Linked DNA regions of Mus musculus: region 2 is linked to region 1. The links are chromatin loops, found by intact Hi-C in ENCODE. Cell type or tissue: gastrocnemius. All regions are shown on one strand.

The links. Hi-C counts contacts between places; a loop is a spot of excess contacts. Peaks named below come from ENCODE experiments on the same cell type or tissue, not always from the same donor. Only the 100,000 strongest peaks of a DNase experiment are listed, where the experiment ranks them.
Region 2: a loop joins it to region 1, with 2.1 times the contacts of the local background. A loop is called at or near these places in 3 of 42 quality-filtered maps.

What each region holds. Positions count from the first base shown.
Region 1 is chr15:7,035,251-7,043,250 of GRCm38, forward strand. It overlaps Gm30663 (a long non-coding RNA gene), which reads left to right. Exons shown (of 4, transcript XR_383813.1): 2 at 2,170-2,336; 3 at 3,973-4,103; 4 at 5,983-6,132. Among named protein-coding and RNA genes, the nearest start is that of Gm30663, 4.9 kb to the left of the region's middle. In gastrocnemius, a CTCF peak has its summit at 3,976 (motif pointing right); no DNase peak of the experiment used is centred here; H3K27ac peaks cover 1,633 bases.
Region 2 is chr15:7,194,246-7,202,245 of GRCm38, forward strand. It overlaps Lifr (LIF receptor alpha), which reads left to right. Exons shown (of 20, transcript NM_001358593.1): 20 at 1-3,244. Among named protein-coding and RNA genes, the nearest start is that of Lifr, 69 kb to the left of the region's middle. In gastrocnemius, no CTCF peak of the experiment used is centred here; DNase peaks (open chromatin) are centred at 119, 654, 915, 4,765 and 1 more place; H3K27ac peaks cover 3,021 bases.

The sequences.
Region 1 (8,000 bases):
GGAGGTGGATGAAGAGCCACTTTAAGCATCAAGCAGATGCAATCCCAGGTAGAGTTACTTCTACCTTATTGAAACCAGAAGGAAGGCATTATGCCTTTTTTTCTTCCTGTGTCACTTGAAGTGTAATCCCTTGACATCCAGAGTTATTTTACAGCTTCCAAGTTAGTCAGCAGCAGCATAACTTCTCAGTCCTAAGTTAATTCCTGAACAGATAGGAGGACCTCTGTTTTCTCATCTCTGTAATTACTGCATAGCTGTGGGATGGCATGTGTTCTGAGTCTTCTTGTTTGATGTGTCTCCCTGCTCCTGGCTAACTTCCCAGGCATTTTCTTTTGGGAACACAATCCTGTTGGGATTGGGTCAACTCTATCTTCCTGTACCACTTTTTACATCCCATCCCTCCCAGCCTGCCTGTGACTCAGAGGTGTATGCCCCAGGCCTACCATTCTGTACCTATTAGGAGAAAGGCTTCAATCTGCTACAGAGTTTGACAGTAAGAGGCATTGTTTTAATTAAATATTTCTATCTAAATAAGGACTTGAGTCTGCCACAGTGGCTTACCAAAGGGCATTTTCCATAAATTTAGAAAGAACATTCCATTAAAAGACACTGGTAAAGGCATGCTTCTCTCAATAACCTTTGTGAGAAGGGCCTGCTCCCTGTCTATGGCTGAAGCATTTATCTTGCTAATGTATCAGATTTCTTTTATCAGTCCCTGTTATCAACCTCCACTGACGTCTAGAATTCTAGTTTGTTTATCTCCCCTTCCCACCTCCCCTTCCTATGAAGATTTTTCTATTCTCCATCCCTATCTTGCTTTCTTATCCTCATTTCAGCTTTCTTTTGTCTACACATTTCCCCCCATTCTTTAAAAAACAAAAACAAACAAACAAAAAACTTACTTCTACCTTTGGGGGAGAGAACAGACAAAAATTTAATTGGTTATTCGCTATGTGCAAAGTATCATCTAAGACATTTTTAAATTTGATAGCTGACTTTACAGCTGAAGAAACCAAGATTCAGAGAGATTATAATATTGTCCAAGTCATGATGGGAAAGCCAGAGTTGTTCTAGGGTCTGTTGGTCTTTAAACTCATCACTCTTTGCACTGAACACACTCACTTAGCCTAAGAGTCTTAGAGCATCTCAGTGTACTCACCAACAAGGGGATTCTGAGAGTCATTCTTAGCTCACTAACCCCAAACCTGATTCTCAAGCCCTCCTATCACCATTGCAACCAAGTATATCCTAACATCAAGATTATTTCTGCATCTACTAGGCAAGTAGCTTTTGAAACCTGATGCAGCCTATGACAGGGGGATGTGTTCGTTTAGATGACGCTGACATTCATCTCTAAGCTTTCTACGTTGCCCCTTTGTTTCATAAGTGAGACAATTAAAGCCCGGAGGGATAGAGAACACTGCTCAGAATCGTGTAGCTAGTCTGTGAAGTAAATGGCATAGACAAACAGACCGAGAGATGAGTGTTTAGGAAAATGCAGCTCTTAACCCAACACCTGAGTAACATGCTCTATTATCATCTTCATCTTTCTGGGCTGCAACTTTTTCATGTGCAGAGTAGGAATGGAGGTGATCTTGCATGCCATCATGAAACAAGAGGGTTCGCTATAAATGGTAGACAAATGCACTGCTCTTCATTCTACAGAATCAGTAAGTCCACTCCTTAACTTTGTGGACCAACAGGAAAATGATCAGTAAAGACACTTTGGCCCTCACTCTTACCTACCTCTAAGATGCCCAGTAAACACTATGAAACAAAGTCACTGACTAAGGCTGAAACACAATCCCAGAGCCAAGTGGTCCCTTTATTGTTGCATACAGCAAAGAAGCTGCAGAGTTTCTCATCTAATAAGAAGTCAAAAGTTTGTGCCGTAGCATATGGTGCTAAGCTCATGAGAACCCAAATCACTAATTTTTAGTTCCTTATTTAAAAAAGAAATGCAGCATATTCCATCTGATTCTTCATTAGTCCTTTCTCTTATGTGAGAAAATATGGAATAATTTAAAAGTCTTTATTGTTCAAATATACATAGGTTAATAGGGTTTTTCCTTAATTTGCATTTACTATTGAGTGAAATATATTGAAAGAGTTATAATTTCTTTTAAGCTCTTTTGAAACAAGAGTAAAAGCTTTGACTTCAACACAAAGGTCCAAATGGAGCTGCAAGTATTTCTGATGTCTGGATTCACACAGTAAAAGGGTGTTTATTGACTGATGGAGCCAACTCATGATCTGACACTCTCCTTGGAGGCAAGCAATGCACCGCAAAGACACATCTCTCCAGAAAGGCACTGTTGCTGTGCACAAGTTACCATGTAAGGAAATGTGTGAATGTGCAAAGAAATGCAGATGTCGTTTTGACAGAAGTCTTATTGATAGTATTTCTGACTCAGATCCAGACAGAAAACAGCACATTCCCCATAGTAACCAAGCGTTATTTTAAAAGGAACTGTCTGTGCAGGTATAGCGTTGGAAGAGATAGCGAGTGAGTCATCATGGGACTCGATGAGTCACACCTTGTGACAGCGAATGGTCATTATCATTTTCTGGGCTCGAGGGGACAAGAAAAAAAAAAAAACAAGAGTTGCTGTAAACAGCAAAGGCTGCCATATGGGAAGGAGGTTTCTGCTTTGAATATGACTATGGGTAGAACTGAGCATCTCAGTCCACCTAAGATGCAAGTCAAAAATATCCTGGCATCTCTCTTTGCCACCCTCTCACCTCTTACTAGCACCCATCAAGAAGGCCTTTGCTGTACAAACTATGTCTCAGAGTTCTGGGCAAGGTAAGGCAGAAACAAACACAGGGAGCCAAAAGGAAACTAACCCAGTGTGGCCAGTATTTAAGGACAGAGCAAAGAATAAGCGAAGTGTTCTTTCTTTGTTTTGCCTCAGTTTTCCCTGGAATTGTCTTGAATGTGTAATTACTTCATAGCTACTGAGGGGAAATGTACCCACCACATTCTTGTACTAGATCAGATCAGAAATAGCCATTGAAAGGTCAAGCTTCATTCTCCCTGGCAGCTCAATTCTCTTAGCTGACCAGAAGTACAGAGCTCATTTTTAAGCCTTAGAAAAATCCACAAGAATTGAGTTTTGACCTTTATGTGTTAGAGATTTAGGGGGCCCAATAAGTGGCATTTCCGTGTCTTGTTAACATTGACAGAAGTTGGTTCGTTAGAGAATATTTGTGTGTGTGTGTGTGTGTGTGTGTGTGTGTGTGTGTAAAATAAACCTTTTAGTATTGCTGAGCTGATATTAGGAAGCAAGTAGGCAAGACCCATGTAGTCAGAAACAAAACAGGCATCTACAGGTCTTGCCAGAGAAGCAGGGTCTGTGCCTCTAATCACTCAAACAGATGAAAATAGAGGCTTCATGCAAGTGGCCAGATCTCTAAAAACGGAGAATCGGGAAGATGGGCCATGCAGTTTATCTGGTAGAGTCTTGCCTAGCACACACAAAATTCTGCATTGAACTCCCAGCATCACTGCATAAACCCAGGGGTTGTGGTCCATGCCTGTGGCCCCAGCATTCAGGAAGTGGAGTCAAGAGGAATTGAGTTTAAAGCCTTGACTACATAATGAGTACGAGGCCAGCCTGGGCTGATGGGACCCTGTCTCTCAAAACAAAAGGAAGATATAGTGAGTCTCTATTCTTAGATCCTTGCCTCATCAAACTTTATCTCCTGGTAGAAGAATAGTTATCTTCTGACATTTTTTTTAAACAAATCAGACAGAGCCATGGTCCAGCCATCCATCATTCTTTCCTGGTTGCAACACCAGTGGGATTTTATGGGAGACGGCGAGCCATTGGTTTTCCAGACTTAGGGAATCTATCGCTACCCTTAAAGCTTTTTTTTTAACCTCCTAGAAAACTTATTGCACTTGATGATGCTGATTGGTACAAGTTTAGGGGGTGAACCAAGGCCTCTGGATCTGCTTCTGTCCTCAAGGTGGCAGGAGTTCCTCCTGGACGGTTCTGCTGCGTGGGAGAGCCTTGGGCCAAGGCAAACACAGCACTATGTACACGCACAAGGACACTGTGTGCTTTTCTTGATTCCCAGGAAACCAGATCTAAGTGAAGGTCAGTAGAGTTGATATGCTGCGCGTAACCCAAATTTGGGTATGAAGGACAAAGATTGGACCTTGGAACTTCCTTTGGCCAAGGGCTCTTGAGCTGTCTCTTGGGCCCCCTTCTAATTCATTGTTAATTGGTTTCTTCAAACTCTGTTTATTCAGTGTTAGAAACTCTTGGTCAGCCTAACTCAAGGGCTCATAATAGAAAGCTACTCTGGTCTCTGTGGAGAGGAACCAGGAGTCACAGATACCATCTTTCTCAGACCTCCCAACTCTCCTTCAGGCTATCTGCCCTACCACACAAGGTTTTAGGCTGTGCTTAGACTCGTTTGTGTCAGGAACAACCACCACCTCTGCAGTTACGGACTTGATCCCTCTCCCTGGAGATCTGAAGGTCTTTCCCTTACTTTCATCGTGAGCCTGGGCCTTTGCGGGTTCCTGATGTACTAATGCATCTTACACAGCCAGGGAGCCATGCTAGAAACCCAGGGCCTAGGCCTATCTCATCCACGTCGAAGTCATCGCCAAGCCTTCTCAATTTTGTCCCCTAGTCAGCTCCATTCTTCCTTTGGTCAGGCCCACCTGCCTCTTTTGCCCAGCCTATCCTATTTGCTTTCATGCCCAATGTGGTTCCAATTAAGCTCCACTCAAGCAAGCAAGAATGAGTTCATTTCACAATGCAAATCTCTTTGTTTCACTTCTCTTAAAGCCCTTCAGTAGCCTCCTTCTCTTCCTTGAAGCTAGAGTGTTTTATTATTTTTCCCACCTCCTACATCCAAATGCACCCCATGTGAGCAAGTGTAACCTTTGTTTGACTCATAATGAATAGTATTTGCAATGTTTGCCTTACAAATCGGCAGGGTATCTGTAGACACATAATCAATTGCTCCAGACAGCCACTGAAGCAAGGCCTCTTCCTTGTACCACCACTTCCAAGTTCAGCTCTTTTCTTTCCTCCAGCTCAGCCTGGATCCTCAATAATCCAGCTTCCACCCATAGGAGATGCATCCTTCAGCTCCGTTCTGCACCCTCGCTTGGAAGGGGAGGCCACTAGAATAGACCCGAAGGCTGAAAGGAGCTAATACAGAAGCCGCTTCTCGGAGACCGTAGCAACCCCTCTCTGCACGCAGAGCTACCTCCTGAAGTTAATTACTTTAACTATTGTAGAAACTTTCCTACACCAAACTGCCAAATTCTGCTTCATGGTTGGGCAGTTTGTGCCAACTAGAGCTCTGTGGGCTCTATCTGCTACAGAGGGTGGCACTTGAGGATGTAGCCTTGGCTTTCTTACTGTATCTTCCAGCCAACCATTTTCTCGTTCACTAGAACTAAAAACCAAACCAGAGCTGGCTGTGCACATCCAGGTCGATTCGATAAAGCAGTCCCACTCAGCACATTCACAGACTGGAGAGTAGCCTTTAGCTGACATACACTGCTCTGCACAGCAATGTCTGCATTCTCCAGAATGTGTGAAACTCCCACAGTGTGTCCACAGTGAGAAAGTACACATGTGTGCATATATGTATCTGCATTATGAATATATACACATACATGCATACATAATATGAATGCACACATGTATATGTGCATCCAGTAGTACATCCTTGGATGTCTTTGATGTGAGCACGAAAGCACATACACGTGCCTGCTGTGTGAGTGCACACAGAGATGTGCATGTCCCGGGGTGTGACTTTGTAGGTGTTCACAGTGTGAAGCCACATGTGAGTGTATGCTGAAAGTCTGAGTGTCTGTTCTCAGTGAGTGAGTCTGTGTATATGTGTGTGTATCCATGAAGTTTGTGTGCACATCTGTTTGCCTACACCCTAAAGTATCTGGATGAGGGGCAGCACGGACCTACTCTGCAGCAACTTCCCTCTCTTCCACAGGAAGCTTGTCGAGGTTCCCAAGGAGATACTGAAGAAGTCAGGAGACCGCACCACACAGGCATCCAACGTTGGAGGACAAAGTAGCTGCTAGGACCTATGGCTCATCTAATCGTTTGGACCAAGCTCACACTGGGATAAGCTGTTTGCAGCTAATGACTATCCTTCAGGGATGTCGAGACAGGCCTGTTGCTAGGTGGCATGGGGCTCGTTTGGCAGCTGGCTCACTCCTTGGTCTGGTTGAACCTTTCCAGACTGCAGAGCTAACTACCGGACCCTCCTCCCTTATCCTTGCTCCCTCTCCCTTTGACCCAGGTGGGGCTGCATTGCAGCCGGGAGGTTTTCTCAGCATGCATTTCCCCTCCTCAGTCTCTGCTTGTTCAATACTAGCTCCCCAGAGGCCAGAGGGATATATTTTTAAAGTCATACATTTTGGAACAGTTGTGGGGTTTAGTAAAGGAGAGTCCCTCTGGCCATGCTTCTTTAGAGCTACTGACATTGAGACAAGAAAGGATGAAAACAACATTCAAAGTTATGTGCATCCAGCACTGATGGGTATCAGTGGGCCACATGGGATACATACTTTTGCATACACTGAATAAATGTTAGTAAAAGGAATCTTTTAAAATAATGAAATGATCTTACCTCTGCTAAGGTGTAGGACATTAAAAATCCTGCTGGATTTAAGTACCTTAGGAAGATCTTTCAGCAGAATCAACAAAGGCCCAGGCTTTCCATGAATAAGGGGAAGAGGCGGGCAGGGGAGGGGAGGGGGGGAAAGGGAAGGGGAAAGGAGAGGAGCAGAAGGGAGGGAAGTGGAGAGGGGACGGGAAGGGGAAGGGAGAGGAGAGGAGGGGCGGAGAGGAGGAGAGGGGTGCTCCCTCAGCATCTAATCCCAGTTCTGCACACTCAAGACTGTGGCCTTCTATTCCTTCTCAGGATTGGAAACCAGGAAGGAATGTTTTACATGACAACAGAAGGAAATAAATTCCCTGAGTGAAGAAGCAAATGGCCAGCTTTAAAGTGGGACGGCATATGCATTTATGGAAGTGGAGGACGTCTGTGAAATCAGATCAGGTTGAAATCAGAATGATTGGTTTGCCTTTATATGGAAGAATTTGTGTGCACACGTGTCATCATGGTCTTCATCCTGTGTCTATAACAGAGCACCTTAGACGAAGTCATTAACCAATAATAACCTGTTCCCCACCCTTCTGGAGACTGGAAGGTCCACAGGTATAGAAGTGGCATCTATGTGACACTTGTCCAGCTTGCACCCACTGCGTTATCCCACGGCAGCAGGCAGAAAGGAAAGAGCACACAACCAGGAGTCTCGGAGAGCCGGACGGGTGCTTCACTGCAGTTCCTTCTCTCAATAGCTAGCTCATTCCTGTGATAATGAGATTGATCCCCTCAAGAAGACTCACCCCTCCTCACTCCTCACGGCCCCACCACCTCCCTAAACCCCACTTTCCAATCACCACCTTGTGAGCTCTGGAGTCATGATCAAACTACAACACACACCCTAGTAAATGAATTCTTTTTAATCTAGGAAATGAGTGACTGATCGTTCTAATAATACAGCGTGCTGCTATTAAAAATGAAGCCTTTATTGAATCGTTGCTACTGCTAAATGTCACATTGACCGCATTTCGCTTAATTTTTAATTTACAGAGGACAGAATTATGTCATGTGATAAAAATTTTTGTACATTAAAAAATGATTTTTTTTTTGCATGTTCAGATTTCTTTTTCTACCTGAATTGATTCTTTTTAATCACCAAATGCACTGAGGGACCAGCCAGTCATCTGACTCTAAGAAGCAGAGCACAAGGATACATCTCAGCTTACCAAAGTGTGGAAGGTTAAAGAAATGACCCCCGTGTGTTCCTCCTTGGGGGAGGGGTATTTCTTTGCCTTCTGGCATTGCATAGTTCTTTTTCCTTTTCTTTTTAAAGCTTCGCTTTACACCCCAGTATTAGCGCTCCCTTCCCTCCCAGTCGTCCTCACACAGATCCTTGT
Region 2 (8,000 bases), 160 kb after region 1:
CCTTGAGACGGCAGCTCTGCATATCTGGAACGCTGGGTTGTGTTTCTGAGCTGGGTGATAGAGGTGCTTTTGTTCCTGCAGCTGGCAACAGAAGCCGCCATTCATCGGGAAGCTCGAGGGAGGAGCTGTCAGCCTCGGTTTGCACATTAGTCTTGCTTTCGTGGTTCAGGGGAACTGGAAGGATTGCATTCCGAACACCCAGCACTGTCGCACTCAGACATGACAGTAGGAAATCACAGTCTTAGAAGTTCTTGCAAACTGAACTCTTGTTAGAAAGCTCTCCTGTCACAGTAATCCTGACTGTATTTGCATCCGTCCCAGCCCTTTCAGTGCTCAGTATACCTAATTTAGTGAAAGGCTTAAGAATGCTTCCTCCCGATAGAAATTTGAAGTCAATGTCATGGTATTTTGCAATTCAAGTACCCCTTCATATGTCAATATGCAGAAAGTATTATCTCAAAGTCTCTTACTGCTTAGGCACTTACTCAGATAGAATTTGTTGTGTTTGCACTAAGGTAATTTCTACTGTTTCCTGTTTGAAACTGGGTTGAAATGAGCAAAATGGCCTTTTAAAGGATCCCGAAAGTACAATACTTGGCATCTCAAGTGAAGTGTGGGGGAAGGGCCATCAGCTGCTAATGCCAGGCACACAGTGAGAGTTCTGTGTCTGTATTGATGGGGTCCCTTTCTAGAGTGTGACAGATTCCGTGGAACTGTCTTGAAGGATGGGAGAGATTAAGATGTGACTCGCATAGATAAAAAAGAATTGACTGAAAGATTTGGATACATTGTGGAAACAGCCCCACAGTGTGAGGGAAACTGTGAAGACTCATCAGGCCTTTCACTAGATGCGCCCTGTCAGCACCCTATTCACTGCAGAGTTGTTTGCTTTTGTGTCATGAGCTATTAGCTTGGAGACCCATCTGTACCAATCTGGCTTGCGTTATGTCAAGCAGCATGCATGAGCGAGCTTAGCTGATCACTAGAAGAACTCATTGTCTTGGTAAGATATACCAAGGCATTTCCTTGAATTGATTTGATACTTTCTTGTGAAAAAAAGTTTCATGCTGTCATACCTGTCTTACCTCAGTGTCCAGGACAAAAAAATTTACAGAGGGGGTGGGGGTGGGGCCAAGCAAAAACTGTTAATCTTTTAGACATAACCCTAGAATATCCTTCAAAGTGATTTCGCTTGAATCGTGGATTCTGCCCAGTGCTATTCACCCTGTTTAAACCTCTTAGTTTACTAGGGTTGTTGGATTTTTGCTCCCTTTATCTTAATAATTACATGACCATATTCATGCTGATTATAATACAGAGGACTTATTTCTAAATGGAGGCATAAATGATTGTGAGCAACATTTAGCTGAGCACTACCAAGTTTTGTTTTGTTTTGTTTTGTTTTTCCTCTTGTTAGAGTTTCTGGGGTTGTCCTCTGGCCTAGAATAGCCACATGCTTCTAATTATGATACGAGATTGTGACTGGATCAGGCTGTCCTTAACCAGAGTAGTACTTCTTCTCCTGTATTATGAATGGCAGTTTTTGTCCAAGGTGTAAATAGAATTTGCTTAAGTTAAATTCTAACTGTGGCATACTTTTATTATAAATAAACCATATCCGATTGCACATTAAACAAGTGTGCAATTTTTGGTTGCTGGAACCGAATACTTTAAAAATGAAAAAAACATGCTGAGGATAAAAGACAGGAACATTAATGTTAGTTGATTCATATGGGCCTTCAAGATCGCCTTTGTATAGACAATCAACATGAAAAGAAATCCCGCTGTAATAGGCATTTTGCTGTACTTATGCCTAGAATATTTGGTACATCTAAATTGGCTGCCTTCCTAATTTTATTCTGATTTCTTACATGCGCTTTTATTTGTAATTATTCCATCTCAAATGGGTAGTTTCAACTTTCCGAACTAGCTCCAACATCCAGTAGCATATCTTTAGAGATCAAAATATCTTTAGGTAGTAATCCCATCGTCCTTAAGTCCTGAGCAGCTGAGCCCTTTGGCAGGTGGTCCTAGAACAAAAGGCTGAAGGGAGGTTTGCGGGGCGATGCTCTCCTTTGATGCAAACACTTTCACTGTCTTTTCCGATTAGCTCAATTATAAACACCCAGCTCCTTCCGCTTACGTTTCCTTCTGATGTAGTCTTTGACAAAGTATGAACAGCATGGTGAAGGAATGTTGAGGAATGAACCCTGTCCAGCTCCTTGTGATGGGGTAGATGTTAGGGGATACCACAGGACACAGCTGCTAAAAGACATTCTCTTTAGAGTTGCTTTAAAAAGGTTGTTCTGGATAGAGAGATACGCTGAGTCCCAGATGATACCAACTTACAGGCATGTCCAAAGGTAAAGTAAGCCATCTGAAAATTCTCATTGGTCCTAGGAAAATTTTTTAAAATTTATTTTACCAGATCTTTCACTAGCAGACAGGCCATCAGCCATCTTCCCTGTAACACTAAGAAATTACCACTTTTTTTCCTTTCAAATTTGCATTACAGTGCATTACTGTTTACAAGACACACATACTGTGAACAGATCTAAGTCTTCGTCTTTTGTAAGGTTTGTAGAATGAATGTTGTTTTAAAAGATGGTGTCATGTTAAATATCTCTAGGTCTCTGTAAATGCTAGCTCCTGTTTACTAACTTTTGTTTGGTCAGGTGTGTGTCCATGTAGCTGAAAGAAGATAGAAATTGCTGTTTGCATAACTTTCCCCTGTTTTGTTTCTTGCAAAATTATCACTACAGACTTGTGTTAAATCAAAGGATCGGTTATGATGTGCAATACCTAAAATCATGTTCAGTCCTATAAGGAATCTTTTCAATGCTCACACACAGGACATAAAGGAGATTGATGTGTGTGTGTCTGCGATTCACTCCGACTCAAAAGATTCTGAGTTGAGTATAGAATAAAACAGTACTCACGGAGATTGACAGCGGAGACATTCCCAGCTTTGTGAAATGTTATGTCGCTGTTAAAACGGGAAATTTGAACCCTTTATAGCATAATTTCAGAATTTAGCGTCCATATCTTTTGAGAGACATGATTATCACAAGAACATAGATGATGTAAATAGCCTAAGACACTGCAAATATAAAACTACTATCGCTTGGCTGTTAATTATATAAAGATGTTACCAATGTCTGTTTTTAAAACATGCATGTATTTAACAATTTTATCATAGTATTGTCATGGAAAAAATAAATATATTTTCTTACATCTTACCCTAGTAAATTTGGACATTTATTGTTTGGGGGTGCTTTCCCTCATGTCTCAAACATTTAAGAAAAGTGTCCTTCACTTTGTTCTTTGTTTAGTTCTTACTCTTATCCCATAATAATCACAGTGACTCTATAGCAACCAAGAAGCTTTAGCGGTGGCTTTAATATTTGGAGGTATTGCTGTGCTGCTGATAGCACCTTCTATTTGCTCTGTTAAGTTCATGTTATATTTATAGAGAAAAAAAAGGATTCTTATATTTAAATTAAAAAATCAAATTACTTTTTACAAAGTGAGAACCTAGCATTAGCAAGTAGCAAGATTATTGCCATATGTAGTCGTGCACACCTTTAGTCCCAGCCAGCACTAAGGAAGCAGGAGCAGAGGCAGAGGGATCTCTGAGTTGGAGGGCAGCCTGGTCTATATAGATCCAGGCCACCCAGGGCTACATACTGTCTCAAAAAAGAAAAGAAAAGAGAAATGCTGGTCCTTAAAGCAGGAGTTGTAATTTATTATTTCCCAAGAGAGCTGAATATTTCAGGAGTTTCTGGGAATGCATAAAAATTTCAACTTAATTTTGAAATATAGCAATTGACTTAACAAAAGTCCAGTCATTTAGAAGTAGGCAGTGGCATTAGAGAAATGTTCTTTGTCTTTTGTGGCTCAGACTTACCACGAATAACAGCCAGAGCATGAATGGACCCGACTTGAGCCTGTAAAAGTACAAGCCAGTTGTAGATTAGTTGTGAAACACATGTTAATATTTAAGTGCTAGAAAAGCTCACACATATGGTCTGTACTTTGGGGAATTCTCAATGGAGAACTTGTTCCCAGAAGGTTGAGTTTCTGAAGCCAAATTGTGTACCACTGTTACCTACAGGAACAGAAAAAGTGCAAAGAAAAGAGCCATGTGCTCATTAGGAAGAAAAAAAAAAACCCTAGAGATGGATGAATCAGTAAGTGGTAATGTGTGATATCCAACATCATAGCACAGTGTGATAGCAACCCTCCGTCCTTCACAAAAGAATTATAGAATTTATTTGAAATGACCTATACATTTGATCCAGTCCCCTTCCCCATGAACGACCGGCAGGAAAACTGATTTCAAGTCATCCAGTCTCTCTAACCCAGGGAAATTGATAATGAGAGATGACTTGAACTCATTCAAGATTAAATTGGAGATGATTTTTTTTTTTTTTTTTTTTTTTTTTTTTTTTTTTTTTTTTACTTAGAAGATCAATCTCAAGTTGTGGGGATAAGAAAAGAATTAGAAAATCACTTTGATAAGCTGTCAAGGAGAAATAATATTAAAAGGGAGGAAACCCCAGTGCATTCATCTTTCTGGTAGCTAAATGCTTGAAAGGGGAGAAATAATTTTAAGTTCCAGTTCAGATTTAAATCATCTGTCCCCTTCTGGCTCCAGCTGGCCTGTCACCATGGCAAACCTGTGTCAGCACTCCAGGCAGCCTGGGAGGAAGGCATAAGGACTTTTTTTTTCCTCACTGCCTCCCCTCCCCCTCAGAGCTGATGGTGCCAAAACACATGGGCAGAGGAAGCAGTGTTGAGAGTAGATGGCATCCCCTCCCCCCTTCTTGCCCGGCCACAGTGCAAACCAGCCTGCATACCCTGTCAGAAGCGAACCAAGAGTCTCATTATTCCAGGACCACAGGCACTACTGGCTGGGACTGGTTCCACCATTTTCAAGATGGCTCTGAGGGACACTGTCATATGTGAGGCTGTACAGTCCCATGTGGGCTCCTGAGATCACCACTGGTCAATCACCTGGACCACACTGGAAGATGTTTAACCTCTCTCTCAACCTATTCCTCATCATAAAGCCTGGGCCCCTGGTGTGTATCACAAGAATGCTAAGGCTTGTTATAGTCCAAGCATGTAACAGTCCCTGCAGGATAGATGTCTGCTTTCAACATGGCCCTCTTCCTGGCCAGCGATATAAAGGTATAACTGCTTGTATAAGAGTTTAGACACACATTCATGTGCATCCCTCAGCTTATCAGAAGGTGACAGTACACAGCAAAGGCTTTAGAAAGAGACCCTGAGGTCTGATTCGCTAGAGCTCAGCCAGAGCCACACTTGGCTCAGGTAACTTCTACCCCAGGCCTCAGGTGAGCATCCTTGGGACTGAGAAGGTCCTGTCAGCGTCCTTAAGTCTTCACTCCGAAGCTTACTTCATCCAGGCCTTGCATGTCCCCGTGGCACTGAGGACTTCTAGGGGCTTTGTTTGAAAATCAGAGGTGCCTGGGGGGAGGGCTGTTATTGCCAAGTACCCACTTGGTGTAGCATCCATCCCATTTCTGAGGCTCTGGAAGTCTTTGAACTTCTTTGAGGACAGAACGGGCAAAGTGCAGCCTTGGGTATCTTGCGTGGGGTGATCCCCCTCAGAGCTGATGAAGAACCCTCATTATACCTCTGTCTTTGGACTAAAAGTGCCCCGTGGTAGTGCTTTTATTAGTGGGCTAATCTTTATTAGACAAATCAATACTAAAGGAAAATTAGAAAGTGATAAAAGAAATGTATGTAATCTTGGGCAATATTGGCTCTCTCTAACATGTTACTTTGAAACAATTTGCGAGCTTGATTCACTTCTTGAATACATCTCGAAAATCTTATCAGCAGTGTTTCTAAGGCTGGATGCATAAAATACCAGCAGATAGATGATAGATGGATTGTCTAACCATATATAATGGATTTTTTTCTGTTACCCACCTTAAAAAACAAAACAAAACAAAAAAAAAACTGGTGGGCGATTTTGAATGTTAAAAATACTTGAATTTAAGAGACAATACTTGATTTTTGTACCAAGAGCCACTAACTTACATAAGAACTCTCAAAGCCACATTTCCATAAAATGTGGTTATTTTACAACTAACTGACTAAGGAAGATTTGAACCTAAGTCAGAGTCACGCTTACCTGTCACTTTCCATAAGATACAGCCGACAGATGCAGGCCAGGCCTCTCCGGGGTTAATGCTGAGTGACAACTGGAAAGGGCAGCGTTATGACTCAGTTTCCTTGGTCCCCAGGGTACCAACCCGGCCACTGTGCTCCTCCCTGGACATGCAGTCATCGGCAATACATCCTTACCCTCAAAGAAAATGTTTTTTTCAGGAACTATAAATAGGAGGTCTAAAATAGATTTTTCTCTCTGAATATAAAATTTCCCTATCCTATGAGCCTTTGACTCATTGTTTAGGGAAGTTGGGCAAATAGACAGGATATTCTTAGTATGTAAAAGTAAATGGTTATCAGCAGGCAGGATTTTAAGAAACTCCTGGGATTTTTTGCCCTGTGGCTTGCACGGTTCTTGTCTCAAACTGGATAAATAAAACGTTATTCTTGTGTTCAGGTTACCAATAAGTGGACTTAAAGTTAACAAAACATTGGTACCCCGAGAGCCTAACTGAATGAGGGAGATACTCAAGGAAGGATAAGACCTTCTGTAAAAGATGGCGTCTCCCCGCCTTGAAAGAATAGAGTGACCAGTGAGCTTAGAGAGGATACTGAGTCTCAAAACACTACTGCCCAGGTGTCTTGAGTTCTGTTTTATATTCTCACCAGCTTCCTGTGAAAAAGCTCCCAGGAAATGTTTCGGAAATGAATATGGTTTGATGAGGTTCTGTGGAGGGAGGTCTGCAACAAGGCTCACTGAGGCCCTAGCAGAACCCCAACCCTCAAAAACCTGAGGCCTCCAAACAAACTCCTCTTGGTTTGCAGCCCAGACAGAGAGAGATTACCAGGTGAGTCCTCCATCCTTGGCAAGCGGTGTTACCCCACCAGCCTGATCAGCAGGCTGGAGCCAACCATCACAGAGATTTCTTTCATGTCTGAGGTCGTGTGAATGTGCCCTGGGCAACCAGTGGGCACATTGTCTATTAAGCAGTACCCCATCTTACACCTCTTTCCCATAGTTTTCTCTGACACCTCCCCCGCCCCCACTGAGTTCAGATAAAATATGGAATGTCCGCCACAGGCACTGAGTTCATCACAAGGGGGCCCTGTGACCCCCCTTAGGCTAAGGCCTCTCCTCCCACTGTTCTGATACTCATTTTCTCTGACTCTGCTCTCCTTCAGCCAACTTCCTAGCAGGGCTTTCCTCAGCTAATCCCCTGGCTTGGTGCCCCTAACTTTTGTTATTAAATGTGTATAAACGGCAAATTCCTTGAGCCTCCCTGGCCTTCCTTCTCGGAGATGTTTCTATCCAAGACCTCTTGTGCAGAGCCAAGTCAGAGCTGCAGCCCTTTAGTATCATATTGTCCAAGGAGGCTGCAGCCCCAGGCTGGGCCCCCCACTTAGAGATGGACAGCTGGGACAACAGGGGGAGACCACACTACGTGTTGGGAACCTTCTGTGCCTCCAAACACCCTTAGAATCTTACACAAAGCAGAACAACCAGACAGATGAATAGAAGAGACTTCCTCCAAATGCTAAGACATGATGTTCCTTTCTGTCTTTCCAGGAAAGGATGAGAGTTCCTAGGGACCACAGACTTTCTAGGACAAAGATGTTTCAACAAGGGAAAGCAGCTAAAGTTGGTGAGGCAGAGAGGTGTTGCCTGCTGTCTGACTTGCTTTGGAGCACACAGTTTCGCCAAGACAAGTCAGGGGCCCAGGGATCAGCGTTTAGTCAGAAATAGTTTAAACAACTCCCCTGAGTTTTGGAGGCTATTTCTGGACTTGAAGGCAAAGGAGAAGAGGGAAACGAATTGAATCCAGACCTAACTGCCTGTAGAGGGGCCCGAATCCCAC